Linked DNA regions of Homo sapiens: region 1 is linked to region 2. The links are chromatin contacts, found by Hi-C or POLR2A ChIA-PET in ENCODE. All regions are on one chromosome and are shown on one strand. The core of a region is the stretch at or near the end of the contact, and the rest is flanking DNA. Distances in the headings are between cores, read along the strand shown.

Region 1 (7,035 bases), core at 231-2,730, 350 kb after region 2:
TTTACATGCTTTTGAATGTAAGTGTATATTTTCAAACTTGAAACACTTGAAATATTTTTTCATCAGTTTCTCAAAAGACATTTAATCCTTAACTTGATTGAGGAAGTGTGGAGAAGTAGCTACACAGAAGAACCTGGCCCTGGAGGCAGCCCTGCCTGGTGTGTGAGCCCAGCTCTGCCCCTGTCTTAGCTTTGGCACCTTGGTCGAGTGACTTACACATATGTGATGGGAGCTCGGCCATATCACTTACAAATACTAGGGGAAAAAAACACATCATAGTAATAACAAGGTTATTTCTAGGTGGTGGATTGTAAGTAAATTTACTTGCCTTTTTAAATACTTTGTATTTATTTATTTATTTTGAGATGGAGTCTCGCTTTGTCGCCAGGCTGGAGTGCAGTGGCGCGATCTCAGCTCGCTGCAACCTCCACCTCGCGGGTTCAAGCGATTTTCCTGCCTCAGCCTCCCGAGTAGCTGGGATTACAGGCATGCGCCACCACACCTGGCTAATTTTTGTATTTTTAGTAGAGATGGGGTTTCACCATGTTGGCCAGGCTGGTCTCGAACTCCTGACCTCAGGCGATCCGCCTGCCTCGGCCTCCCAAAGTGCTGGGATTACCGGCATGAGCCACCGTGCCTGTCTAAATACTTTTTGATGTTTTAAAACATCCCTTGAATAATTTTAAGTGTTCACTATGGAAGAGGAACCACACCAGATGGCTTCATATATATTGTTTTAAACCATGTATGTTGTTTTAAACTTCATGTATGTTGTCATAAACCCACAAGATAGGTAATATTATCACTCATTTAGAAAGAAACTGAGGCTCCAAAGCATTAAGTAACTTGCACAAATCCCACAACTCTAATGAGCCTGACTTCCAATCTGTCTGACTTCAAAGCTCGTGCTAATTTGTACTTTCTCTGGCTCAACCGGTGTCCGCCTCTATTATATTAAATGGGTGTAATATTTGCATCTTAAAATATGGTGGGAGGATGGAATGAAATGATAGGTATGAAAGTCCACTGCAAACGATAAAGCCTTCAACAAAGAATATTAATAATAGGTAACGTACACATAGTGTGCGCCCAGTACTGGGCTGTTCCAAGGGCTTTGTAGATATCACATTCCCTTAATCATCTCAGTGATCCTGAGAGGCAGATGGCCATTATCCCCATTTTACAGAAAGGATATTGAAGAACAGAGAAGCTAAGTAACACGCCAGAGTCACACCACCACACATTATACCAGTTACCCAGATGGGAGCCTTTCAATTATAAATGACTCCCAAGTCACCTGTTTCCCAATATTCTCCCCAATTCCTTCCCCAGGGATACACTGTACCTTACTAGGTGGCAGGTAGTACACCTGGCTCAGCAGGAGGTCAGAGATGAAAGGTCAGGCATTAGGTTCAGGGCTCCATGGTATTGCATGGACCTTGCTTTCCGGGGACTGCCTGGGACAACCACGCACTCCAAAGACACTGCTGCCACCTGCTGTTCACATATTCTCCACCCAATGGCTTCTCCCCAGCACCTGCATGCGTGAGCCTCTCAACAGCATTACCGTCTTTCCCAGACCCATTCTGCAGCCTGGGTAAAAGAATTTAAACTTTTGCTCAATTTCAAATGCAAGAAGAGTAAACCCTTAGAAACAGAAGAGTTTGAATAAGGGAGCTGAGACACACTCCTGAGCAGTGTGACCTCGGGGCCCTCAGCCTCTTTAAGTCTGTTTCCTCATTTGTAAAATGAAGACACCATAATAATATGTGCTTCATGCAATTGTTTTTAAAATAAGATTTTTTTCCAATCTACAATTTACTTTCCTATCAGAAAAAAATGCTAAATATGTAAAGGGCAAGGCAGGATGGGACACAATTAAACATCCTAAATACCTACAATCATCTCTGTTTACATTATTGTTTTTAACAAATCTTTAACTTTTTTATTAATAAGGCATCTTGATTTATATTTTGCTACTGATTTTGAGCTCATCAAAGTAAATTCTGTCATTCTATTTGCATTTTATTGAGTACCTGAACCAGAAATGTGAAATGGGGAAAGGGTTACCTGATTTTTTTTTTTAATGAAAAAAGATTTCATAATTAAAATGGTCCCTTCCATCTGAGATTCTCAGAATATTCCCAAGATTCTGGTTCACAAGTTTCACATCACTTCTTTCAGGCAAATGGGCAACCTAAAACTGAGAAAATTGAAGTGGGCTTTTGCCACTTAAGTTCCCTTGGGAACTGACACAAATAGCAAAGCTAAGAGGCCTGGCTCCCGCTACACAGCTATAAACATCACACCAGATTCTGTTTGCCTGAAAACTCCTTCTGACTGAGTCTAGATGCCAGTTGTTAGATGATAGTCAATTTGCATGTTGCCAATCTAATATTCCTGGATCCTTAACTTATGTTGCTGGTTTAGAAGTTCAGTAAAACTGAAACTGTATTAGTAAGTTCCAGCAAGAATGTGTAAACTATTTCAGTAGTATCCACTCTGCTGCATACCATAGACCTGGATGTCATGGTTTAAAGGGGCAGATCTAGCTGCTCTCAACCTCTAAAGGGGAGGCTGAGTGCCAAATCACTCTCCTACGTCCTTGGTATGGACAAAAGAGTAAATGAAGATACTATCAGCTACCTGGATTTATCTTTCTGGTGACAAAACTTTTCCCTCTAAAAAAGTAGCCCTTGAAAACTGTCTTTCCTTTGTGGAAATAAAAATAGCATTTTAAAAGAGACAGCATTTGATACCTATTAAATTGGTAAAATTTTATAATAAATTGCTCAATGCTGGAATGTTAGCAATGAGATCAAATATGTTAATGGCATTAAAATTTGTGGGATCCTTTTGGAAAGCAATAGAAATATATTTGCAAGAACTCTAAAGAGTTTTTAAGCTTTGAGCTAATAATTCTATCCTGGAGACTTTGGTTTTCAACAAAGGCAAAAAGCTATATTTAAGAAGCCACTTGTCGTAGCATTATTTTTATTTTTTGAAACAGCGTTTTGCTCGTTGCCCAGGCTGGAGTGCAATGGTGCAATCTCGGCATACTGCAACCTCCACCTCCCAGGTTCAAACAATTCTCCTGCCTCAGCCTCCCAAGTAGCTGGGATTACAGGTGTGTGACACCAGGCCCGGCTAATTTTGTATTTTTAGTAGAGATGGGGTTTCACTATATTGGTCAGGCTGGTCTCCAACTCCTGATCTCAGGTGTTCCGCCCACCTCGGCCTCCCAAAGTGCCGGGATTACAGGTGTGAGCCACCGTGCCTGGCCCGTTTGTTGTAGCATTATTAATAGTAGAAAAAGAAAAACCTGGCGACAACCTATATCTTCACCCAAAAGGAATCATGATTAATTCAGTTGATGGAATATTATTTCACCATTAAAATGATAAACACGGAGGCTAGGTAGAAATGTAGATGCCTATCAAAGTATAATCACAAAAAGAAGAAAAAGGAAATGTGGAGAAATGCATAAGTGAAAAAGGGGCAGAAAACCAAAATGATATGTACATTGTAACTACAGCCCTCTTAAGTGCTTATGGATGCCAACTAGGCTGTAATGGGCAAAAACACAGAGCTGTGTTAAGATGGTAGAATTCTGGATGATTTCTCTTTATTTCCAAATTCCCTTAATGTGTTTACATTATAAAAAGAAAACTGGCCTTTCAGGGTGTAGATATTCTGAGTTAACCTAGTTACTCTACAGAGTACCTCTTTCTCCAATGGGGAGACAGCCATGATCTATTTGGAAAAGCCAGTGATTTCTCATTCTATCGTAGTAAGTTGCAAAATAAATTCATCAAGCACTACAATGATCAAATATGATATACTGCAATTGGAAGAAGCAGGGCAGAAAAATATCCTCTATTAAAGAATCTTGTGCTCCTAAATCTTCAGTATGTTGATCTGGGTTGATCTGTGCTAAGGTGACACTTGTCCAGCCTTGATGGAAGAATTATAAAGTGACTATGAAATATGTCAAGGCCTGTTTCACTACCAACTTGCATTTGACTAGCACTTTATAATTGTATTTATTTATTTATTTAGAGACAGTCTCACTCTGTCACCCAGGATGGAGTGCAGTGATGCAATCTCAGCTTACTGTGACATCCGCTTCCCAAGCTCAAGCAATTCTCATGCTCCAGTCTCCCAAGTAGCTGGGATCACAGGCACCTGCCACCATGCCCAGAGAATTTTTGTAAATTTAGCAGAGACAAGGTTTCGCCACGTTGGCCAGGCTGGTCTCGAATTCCTGACCTCAAGTGATCCACCCACCTTGGCCTCCCAAAGTGATGGGATTACAGGCAAAAGCCACCGTGCCCGGCCTATAATTTTTAAAATATTTTCACATCTTTTATCAAGTTTGAGTTTCCCAACTCTGTACAGCAGGCAGGGCATGTAGTATTTTACACATGGGGACACTGAGGCTTAGAAAACTAAGTGACTGGCCGGGCGCGGTGGCTCATGCCTGTAATCCCAGCACTTTGGGAGGCCGAGGCATGTAGCATATTAACTCTGAGCTACATGGATTATGGTGAAACTACTGATTGACTTTTTAAGCGCAGAAAGGAATTTTTTTTTTTTTTAAAGACAGAGTTCTCGTTTGTTGCCCAGGCTGGAGTACAATGGCGCGATCTCAGCTCACCACAACTTCTGCCTCCCGGGTTCAAGTGATTCTCCTGCCTCAGCCTCCCGAGTAGCTGGGAATACAGGCATGGGCCACCACATCCAGCTAATTTTGTATTTTTAGTAGAGACGGGGTTTCTCCATGTTGGTCAGGCTGGTCTCAAACTCCCGACCTCAGGTGATCTGCCCGCCTCAGCCTCCCAAAGTGCTGGGATTACAGGCATGAGCCACCGTGACCGGCCCAGAAAGGAATGTTTTGTGAGGTATGAATGGTTAGTGTGCCTGGGGAGGTCCACGCAATGATCTGTTGGAGAGCCTGATAGCAACGTGGTGAGGCCACAGTGTGGTACAATTGCAGGAAGATGACTCAGGACCTCAGTACCCACAAACAGGAGGCATCTATGAGAGGGAGGCGGGGGGTATGCAGTGCCTGATGGAGACTTCGGCAGGAAGAACTAAGGGTGGACCTAGCCTTAGATCTTTGGTCCCTCAGTGATCAAGATTGCTCAGAGGAAAATCTTTCAAACTTAGACTGGGGCATAGAAATAAAGGGAGTAACTCTTGAGATGGTTTCTAAGAAAGAACTAAGTAACCACACATTGATAACAACAGTCATATTCCCAGCCTCCCTGTGGTTCCTGCCATGGCTCTGGGCGCCTATGCTTGAGCCAGCAAGGTCGGGCTTCTCATGCTGGATCTGCAGACTCACCCCCAGACGCCTATGGAATTTCAAATTCTGTCTTTCCATTTGATTACTATTTAAAATTAGATTCATGGTTGCAGGTTCTGGGTCCTCTGGCCATCCACTGAGTACCATAACATGGCTTCACAATCTACACTGGCACTGTGTTTAGATGGGATTGGAGCCAAATAATTCTATTTGAATTGTCACAGGCTAAAGAGAAAAAGAATAGAGATGGACTTACTATGTAAACAAGTAGAGGCCAAAGGACATCACAAAGCATTGTATGCAAAATGTTTTCCTAGTCACTCAAATGGGAAACTGATGGATATGCAGAGTTAACACACAGTCCATGGGGTACAGGCATAGAACACTCTCAAGGAAAAAAAAAAAAAAAAAGGGCAGCACGGCCCTCTGCCCGAGAATGACTTTTTTGGTCTCAGAATCCCTTTCTACTCTTACAAATTACTGAGAACCCCAAAGAGCTTTTGTTTATATGGGTTATAGCTATCAATGTTTATATATTAGAAATTAAAAATGGGAAATTTATTTACCAATTCATTTCTAAACGACAATAATAAACCCATTATTAAAATAAATAACACTTTTAGTAAAAATGTTTTCTAAGATGGAAAACTTTAGTGAAAAGAGTGAAATTCGTCCCTCTCCCTCTCCCTCTCCCCACGGTCTCCCTCTCCCTCTCTTTCCACGGTCTCCCTCTGATGCCGAGCCGAAGCTGGACTGTACTGCTGCCATCTCGGCTCACTGCAACCTCCCTGCCTGATTCTCCTGCCTCAGCCTGCCGAGTGCCTGCGATTGCAGGCGCGTGCCGCCACGCCTGACTGGTTTTCACATTTGTTTGGTGGAGACGAAGTTTCGCTGTGTTGGCCGGGCCGGTCTCCAGCTCCTAACCGCGAGTGATCCGCCAGCCTCGGCCTCCCGAGGTGCCGGGATTGCAGACGGAGTCTGGTTCACTCAGTGCTCAATGGTGCCCAGGCTGGAGTGCAGTGGCGTGATCTCGACTCGCTACAACCTCCACCTCCCAGCCGCCTGCCTTGGCCTCCCAAAGTGCCGAGATTGCAGCCTCTGCCTGGCCGCCACCCCGTCTGGGAAGTGAGGAGCGTCTCTGCCTGGCCGCCCATCGTCTGGGATGTGAGGAGCCCCTCTGCCTGGCTGCCCAGTCTGGAAAGTGAGGAGCGTCTCTGCCCGCCCGCCATCCCATCTAGGAAGTGAGGAGCGCCTCTTTCCGGCCGCCATCCCATCTAGGAAGTGAGGAGTGTCTCTGCCCGGCCGCCCATCGTCTGAGATGTGGGGAGCGCCTCTGCCCCGCCGCCCCGTCTGGGATGTGAGGAGCGCCTCTGCCCTGCCGTGACCCCGTCTGGGAGGTGAGGAGCGTCTCTGCCCGGCCGCCCCGTCTGAGAAGTGAGGAGACCCTCCGCCCGGCAGCCGCCCCGTCTGGGAAGTGAGGAGCGTCCCCGCCTGGCAGCCACCCTGTCCGGGAGGGAGGTGGGGGGTCAGCCCCCCGCCCGGCCAGCCGCCCCGTCCGGGAGGGAGGTGGGGAGTCAGCGCCCCGCCCGGCCAGCCGCCTCGTCTGGGAGGGAGGTGAGGGGCACCTCTGCCTGGCCGCCCCTACTGGGAAGTGAGGAGCCCCTCTGCCCGGCCACCACCCCGTCTGGAACGTGTACCCAACAGCTCATTGAGAACGGGCCATGATG
Region 2 (7,455 bases), core at 4,186-6,685:
GCACTTTTCCCTGATATGAACACTGACACAGCAGATGTTTTCAGAAACTTCCAAAGGTCATAACGATGCTGGCCATACATGATACTCACTTTTGTAAGTCTTGCCTAGTATTCTCCACAGTAATGTGTGATCTGCTTAATTCACAGTCAGCAGAGGGCATGGGGGCCTTTGAATTCTGTCCTTGGGAGTTTCAGAGCCAGGACATAACATGCTTGTTTTGGGCCTATGTGTGCTGAGCTATATTGCTGTTCCTTGCCAGGGAATGAGGTAGATCCGCTAGGGCTGGCCACTCAGAAGTTTTCAACCCTGGCGCTCTATTACTTCTTTAAATGATTCTTCGACTGCCTGATGGAACCAGTTGGCTAAGGAGCATCCAGGCAGAGTCCTGGACGTGGGGCTGGGAAGGAGATGGCTTAGATGAGAGGGAATGACACTCCCCACCTCCAAAGACCTTCCTTTTAATTGAGGATACCAAAGAATGCAAACAGGGAGCCACCAAACATTTCTAGGCAACGTGAGGGCAGCTCCAGGTTGTGCTCAGAGCACCCCACTTGCCCTTGGGCAGAGTGAGGTTTGGGAGGATGGCCCCATGAGTCACTGAGCAGAAATTAACCACAGGCCTTCTAATTGTGATCCAAAAAACTCAAGGTCTCCTTCCACCTCGGCGACCTCAGCAGGGCTCCCAAGAAGGGAGATATTTTCATTTCTCTTGGTATAAGAAATCTTTGCTTTAGAACCTGACCTCATGCTGGAGAGTTCTATGTTTGAATCACAAAACTGTGGCTTACCCTGGCTTTGGGGAGCAGGTGGGATGTGCTGTGTCACTGTGTCGGACCCTTTGCTGAGACAGAATATTAACCCCAATAAGAGGGTGGAAAACATCTCTGGGACAAGGGGCCTGGATGAGGTGATGTAAGACAGGTAAGAGTGGCAGGTGGATGCTGGTGGGTCATTTCCGTATCTGCTTCAGCTCTGCATGTTTCACTGCCCATTCCCAACAAATGTGCAGAAATGTTTGTACTTAAAGGTGCTTCTCTCTCTCCACGAATTCAGGTGGCTAAAGCCGTCTCACACTCCTTGAATAACTGCGTAAATTGCCTCCCTGGGCAGAAGGATGTGGACGTGGCCTTGAAGAGCATCGGGGAGTCCAGCAAGAAGCTGCTTGTGGATTCGGTGAGAGGTTCTTAGATTGAGAAAGGACACTGGGGGACTAGGCTCGCGTTAGGTGTGAGTGAAGTCTTCTTCTCTCCATGAGATCTCTGAGCAGCTAACCCTTCCTTTAGGAGTCCTGTTTTTCCCGCCAGTCTTTGTTTTCCATGTTTTGCTGTCTGATCAACAAAGTTCCCAGGTGGAGCTTTTAAAGTTTACTTTTTCTTTGAGCCCATGTTGCCATTTCCTCTCGGATCGTCCCGGTGAGACAGGCAAAGGGGTATGTGATCACCTGTCTTCTCATCAGGACATCTCAGATAGTGACAGTCAGGTGTTGGAAGGGTACGTGTGTCCAAGCCTCAGTGAGAGAGCGAGTAGTCTGAGGAATTTCACCTTGGGGCCTGTTCCCTTCCCTGCTTTGTGAGTCTGCTGAAGGAGGGTTTGTGCTGGTGCATCTTTGTTTCTTCTCTGCACAGGTATAGAGGCAATGTTTGTGGGTGATGAATAGAGTCTAGCTTAACTCCCTAGAACTTTTCACAAATGGTTATCAGTCTGCTAGATGACATTTAAAAGTTATTAGCAAAGGCCACTAATATAATTGGTGGCTATTAGTTTGGAAGAACGTGATTTGAAGTTTGAGAGCATCTGCCTTTTAGTTTACAAAGCTAAAACTTAGCTTTCATCTTAACAGAGACAAAATAGGGTAGAGTTTTAGAGAATGGACCCTGGAGTCGGATTGCCTTGGTGTGGATCCTGTCTCTGCCACTTAGGAAACCTTGAGCCCCTGTAGATAGCTTACATTTTTAGATCCACAGTGTCTAGCACTGAGCAGGTGTTTGATACATTTAAATGAATGAATGGATGTATATGTTGGTGGTCAAACCTATTAATAAAATGGGCTCAGATGACTCAGAGCCTTTTAATCGTGATGACTCAAATGCATCTCTGAAGAGTCTGTCTCCCTTCCACAATACCTTCCTTTTATCCCTCCCCTGCAAAGCAGAATGTCTCATGGGGTGTGCCGTCTGTTCCCCACAGCTACCTCCAAGCACGAAGCCTTTCCAGGAAGCCCAGAGTGAACTGAACCAGGCAGCAGCTGATCTGAACCAGTCTGCTGGGGAAGTGGTCCATGCCACCCGGGGCCAGAGTGGAGAGTTGGCTGCAGCCTCTGGAAAGTTCAGTGATGATTTTGATGAATTCCTCGATGCTGGCATTGAGATGGCTGGCCAAGCTCAGGTGGGTGTGGAGGTGGTTGTCTGGAGTTGACCTTAGCCTCTCCTCTCGGATGGATAATCCATCCTTGAGACTGACTGAACAAATAGGAAAAGGAACCTGGAAACAGGCAGGCCATGGTTGCATTCTTTTTGCTGCTTAGGAAGCTCATGCCCTCATGGGAATGGCATTCCCAAAGATGCTATCAGCTTATGCATGAGGTGCTGTTAGTAATAAAGAATAACTTCTCCCACGATCCTCCAGCAGAATTCATAGTCTTACTATTTGGAGGGAGGGTAGGAGGAGGGAGAATGTTTAACAAAGATTAGAACAGCTCTTCAAATGTGGGATAATACAATAAAAATATATATGTATTTGAGGTTTAATGGACCATTCAGATGGTCTGTGTCTAATACAGAGTGTCAAGTGATTAAAAATTACCTCCTTCAGATGAACAGATAAACCCCTTGTTTAGAACAAGGGAGCTTGACTGATCTGGTGTCAGCTTGCAGAGCTGTGTTTTTTGTTTTTTTTTTTTTTTCTGCGCTCCTTTGACCTCCCTAAAAGAGATAACCAGGGTGTATCTTCTTCTAGTATCTACAAAGAATTGTTTCTCAGATGGCAACCGGGTGAGAAATGTGTGCTTTCCCGAGTCAGGAACTTCAGGGATGCAGTCAGCTCTGAATATCGAGACAGTGCTGGTCGTTTGTGCCAGGCCGAGATGTACAGCTCCTTGACAACTCCAGCATTGTTGAGCAAGATGCTGGAATCGCTGCCTGGTCTGTGCATTGGCTCACAGCTCGCTCACTCTCCTCCCACCCTGCTCCCCGCTTAATGCCTCTAGTTGTGAGAAAAGCACAGCTCTTGGCTGACCCACTTGGGGATGGATTTCTTTCCCTGTGGCATGCATCTTGATCTGAGCATCTGTTTGGAGAAGGGTAGACACTGGTCAGTGTCTCAACGAGTTAGGCATCTGCGGGCTAACTGGGTTTAATGTGATCTATACGGATAACCTGCCTGCATGTCAGGATGCTGCTCCTAGCTCTCTGAATGCCTCCTTCAAGAAATGGACAGGCCCTAATAGCTCCGGCTCCTTTTGACCTTCCAGACAAAAGAAGACCAGATCCAAGTGATAGGGAACCTCAAGAATATCTCGATGGCATCCAGCAAGCTGCTGTTAGCTGCCAAGTCTCTCTCTGTAGATCCAGGAGCTCCCAATGCGAAAAATCTCCTGGCTGCAGCTGCAAGGTAGGAGTGGGACACAATGTGCTTTCGTGTGTGGTTAGACAGTGTCATTGCAGTCTGAAGATGTGCCTGACATCCTCCCACTTTTGCTGAGCAAAAGAATTGGTGCTGTCCTTAGGTCATGGGAGGTGGAGCTGAGAGTGATGGACACTCTGATATTTTATAAAACTGGCTCATTTCCATGTTCTTTCCCCACTAAAAATATCTTCTGTCTTCTCATACAGCCTTTTCAGTAGAGACTTGTTTAGACGTAAGGTCCATTTTGACTTGTAAATGCAATGAATTAAACAGATTTTTTTTAAGTAGCATTATATCTTTCTGATTATAAAATAGTATATATGCTTCTTGAAACATCAGAAAATACTGAAAAGCGTAAAGATGAAAAGCAGTGCTCATCAAGTCATTCAGCAGACTTTTATTGAGCACTTAACCCTGTGCCTGGCATCAGTGTTAGATTGAATGTAACATGTTGTATCTGTCACATGGGGAAGGCTCCACTTTAAGATGAGTAGGGAGGCAGTGGGAATAAATTGTTTTTGGAAATATATTAAAACATGAGTGTGAATTTTGGATGATTTGGGTGTCCTTCTTTCCTGTTGGTTTCACCCAGGGAAGTGGATAAAACAGTATAGTTTCTGCTCCAGGGCCACAAGTTAGTTCAGTAACTAGTGGTTGAATGTGGTATGTGGAGCACTGCAGTGACAGCCCAGGGGGTTCTCGTATCAGCAGCCCCTCTTTCATTTTCCTGAACCCAGAGAGTAGGGTGGTCATGATTCTGTGGTGGTGCAGGCATGTTTTTTTAGCATTATTTACCATCATATTACGTATAAGAAAGCTGACAGTGGAGAGAGATTAAAAGCAGGACTATTAGGGGATAGAGAGTAATTGGAGGCCTTTTTATAATGTGCAGATTCGTGATTTTTGAAAAGCATAGCTTTGATTCTGCTTTCCTTTTTTTAACTTGGTTTTTTAAAATTTGCGCGTGTGTGTGTGTGTGTGTGTCTTTATGTCTCCCCTGGGAGATCATTGGCTGTTTTTTAAATTGTCGGCATCAAGAGACCTGAATTATATTCCAAGCTTTAATACTTGACTAACTCAGTCGCATTGGTCAGGTTGCTCAGCCTGTCTAAACTTTCCCATCTGCAAAGTGGGGGTATGAACTACATCATCCTTAAAGCTCTCCTTAGCTCTCAGCACATAAGATCTCATGGTACTCATGGTCCAAACATGTCCTTCCTCCCTCTTGGCTTGTAGTGGGGTGTGTGTGTGTGTGTGTGTGTGTGTGTGTGTGTGTGTGTGTGTGTGTGTGAAGGGTTAGACACTGTCAGAGCAGTTTGCTTGCAAACCCTTGAGTTTCTTCATTTATTCCTGGAAGGTACATTTTAACTGCAAACAATAGCTAGAGCCACTAGGGGACTGGAAAATTATCTTCCCATCTCATGCTTTGTTCGTGACTGTTCTAGTAAATAAGTGACCTCCCTTGATGGTGGGAGAGATGGGAGGTGGGGTTGGGGGTGATGTCTGTTCTGTTGAGCAGCTGTTTCTGATAGAAAACCCCCTCTTGATCGTTGCTTTTTTTCCTACAAAGGAGCCTTTGGATAAGGCAACTGACATTTCCAGGTATCAGAACTCAGATGTTTTTCATTATCTTCAATTTTTTGCATCATTTCAAAATTACAGTTTCCAGCTTGGAATGGCTTCACTCTCCTAAATTGTGGGAAGGAGGGGGAATGTATAAATTGCCCTTTTGAAAGCCAGATATAGAAGGAAACAGAGCCGGAAAGAATATTGCTGGTGTATGGCTCTGTGAATAGGTGCAGGCCCCCTGGTGGTGGCTTCGAAGAAAGGACATGGGGAAAAGGGGAAAAAAAAAAGCTTTCGTTGCCTTTCTGTCCTGGCTTTTAGCAGTTGACGGAGAATTCCCAGCCTGGTGATTTCATAGCCAGGTAAGCACTTAAAAATCATCACATGAAAATGATTGTCTTGGGATGGAACTGTTGCGAGAAAACGCTGGCACATTCTCCTTGGTTTTTTGGCACATTTTGGCAAGCTTCTGCTCCCTGGGGCTGTTTCTCAGCAGAGACTCCAGCCAGGTCAAGAGGGTCAGGCAGGCTCCTCTTGGGACACAAAGCTCTGCCAGGCTGGGGTTCATTCATTCATTGTCTTATTCATTCATGTCTTCATTACATAGATTTTCATCACAGGCCTGATGTGGGTGACGCCCAGTGCTGAGTGCACACTGTGAATAAGACAGGGCCTGTCTTATTATGTGTGTCTTTATATCTTGTGTATTTATAACCCTCATTATGTGGCCCTGGTGGAGTTAGGCAGGACTCACCACATGCTCCGCTCATTTCATCTGGGCCTAGAACAGTCCTGCATAAAAGTGCACAGGAAGCTGGGCAGAAGGGATCTGATCATCATAGTCTCAGTCCTCAGTCCTCTGTCCTCCTTGTTCTTGAGACTGTCAGGTCCTGCCTGTCCTTCCTGTGTGTATCCTCAAAGTCCCCAGAAATGCCACTGCGGGGACCCAGGCCTGGACCAACTCAGCCCTGTCCCACTCCTGTGTTAACAGTCTCAAACCCCTTATTATTTGTGGTCTCTGTGGTCCTTCTTGCTCTGGGAAGAAAAGGTTTGCTTCTGGAGAAAAAAGTAGAGGATGTCTTTTTCCTCTGTTCTTAATTCTGCTTCCGAGCCTGGGTACGTTTTTGGGACCCTACCTATCCCCTTGGTTTTGGATGCCTAGGGGAGAGGAAGTCATTTGCTATTTAGTGCCTGGTTTGTTCATTTTCTTCCCGTGTAACTGTTTGGGTTCTGGCTCTTTTCTGACAAGTTGGGTGGAGCTGGAGACCCTTTGTCACCCATTCATCAGCCTTTTTCCCCCAACCAGGGGCTGGTCAGGTGCCCCCTAAACTTAGTCAAGGAAATAGAAAGCTAGCTTGCAGTTGCCAAAACGAAGGGGGTATCCTACCTCTGAACACCTTCCCTGAATCACTGCTCACCACCACAGTCATCCTGGCCAGAAGGACTCCAGAACTGAGAAGGCTTTAAGCCCACAGCGGCCAGCATCACACCCCCGGGCCAGGTTTCAGCTGCTTTCCAGTCCACAGAGGATGCTCCCTAGGAACTCAAGGTAGCACCTGCCCCCCTGGCTCCCCTTTGGTCTGAGGTTCTTGCTGGACGGGGCTCCTCCTGTCCCCAAAGACTGTGAAGATGGATGGTCTAGCAAGCAGCACAAACGAGAAGAGTGCATTTGCTCCGTAAACAGAAAGGTGTACAAGAGACCTTTGCTCTCTGTGGGTCTTACCTAGAATGTTTCCTTCCCTCCATCCAAATCAGGATGTCACTCAGCCCTGACTTTTCCAATTGCTTCAGTCTACATCGAGCCCTCCCTTTCAGGCAGACTCTGTGCCCGGCAGCTGAGGCTTTCATTTTCTTCCGGCTCCCTGCGAGTCCCTACATACCTCTGGTCCCTTGCTCAGCGATCCATCATGCCCTGCCGGGTGTCCCGCCCTGGTACTGCTTTCTTTCATCCAACTTCTTTGTACCTTGTCTTCTCATTGTCTTGCCTTTTCCATTAGATTGCAAACACCTTGCCATCCTAGAGAGCCATAAAAGATTATTTTTGTTATTTTTAATTTTTTTTTTTTTTTTTTTTTTAAAGAGAGGCAGTCTTGCTGTGTTGCTCAGCCTGGTCTGGAACTCCTGGCCACAACCTCTGGAGTAGCTGGGATTATAGGCACAAACCACCATGCCCAGCTAGATGATTATTATTATGTTTTTATTTATTTTTATTTTGAGATGGAATTTCGCTCCGTCGCCCAGGCTGGAGTGCAGAGGCGCGATCTC

Evidence for each region. Hi-C counts contacts between places; a loop is a spot of excess contacts on that map. ChIA-PET counts read pairs that join two places held with the same protein, here RNA polymerase II (POLR2A). Pooled maps may share reads with other maps.
Region 1: a loop to region 2 is called in a map of naive thymus-derived CD4-positive, alpha-beta T cell, with 19 times the contacts of the local background. The contact joins two enhancer-like sites. A Hi-C loop is called at or near these places in 1 of 168 maps with a recorded cell type or tissue (naive thymus-derived CD4-positive, alpha-beta T cell) and 11 of 50 pooled maps. POLR2A ChIA-PET finds 5 or more read pairs at or near these places in 2 of 52 experiments (AG04449 and WTC11).

What each region holds. Positions count from the first base shown.
Region 1 is chr15:63,092,276-63,099,310 of GRCh38, forward strand. No RefSeq gene overlaps it. Among named protein-coding and RNA genes, the nearest start is that of LACTB, 26 kb to the right of the region's middle. RefSeq lists an enhancer at 1-1,867 and a silencer at 4,835-5,129. Within about 2 kb of position 1,481, at least 5 of the 41 ENCODE cell types and tissues checked have a DNase peak (open chromatin) inside an H3K27ac peak, as active enhancers do.
Region 2 is chr15:62,737,161-62,744,615 of GRCh38, forward strand. TLN2 (talin 2) reads left to right here. Exons shown (of 59, transcript NM_015059.3): 30 at 1,054-1,173; 31 at 2,188-2,385; 32 at 3,470-3,609. Among named protein-coding and RNA genes, the nearest start is that of MIR190A, 83 kb to the right of the region's middle. RefSeq lists a silencer at 6,399-6,554. Within about 2 kb of position 5,436, at least 12 of the 41 ENCODE cell types and tissues checked have a DNase peak (open chromatin) inside an H3K27ac peak, as active enhancers do.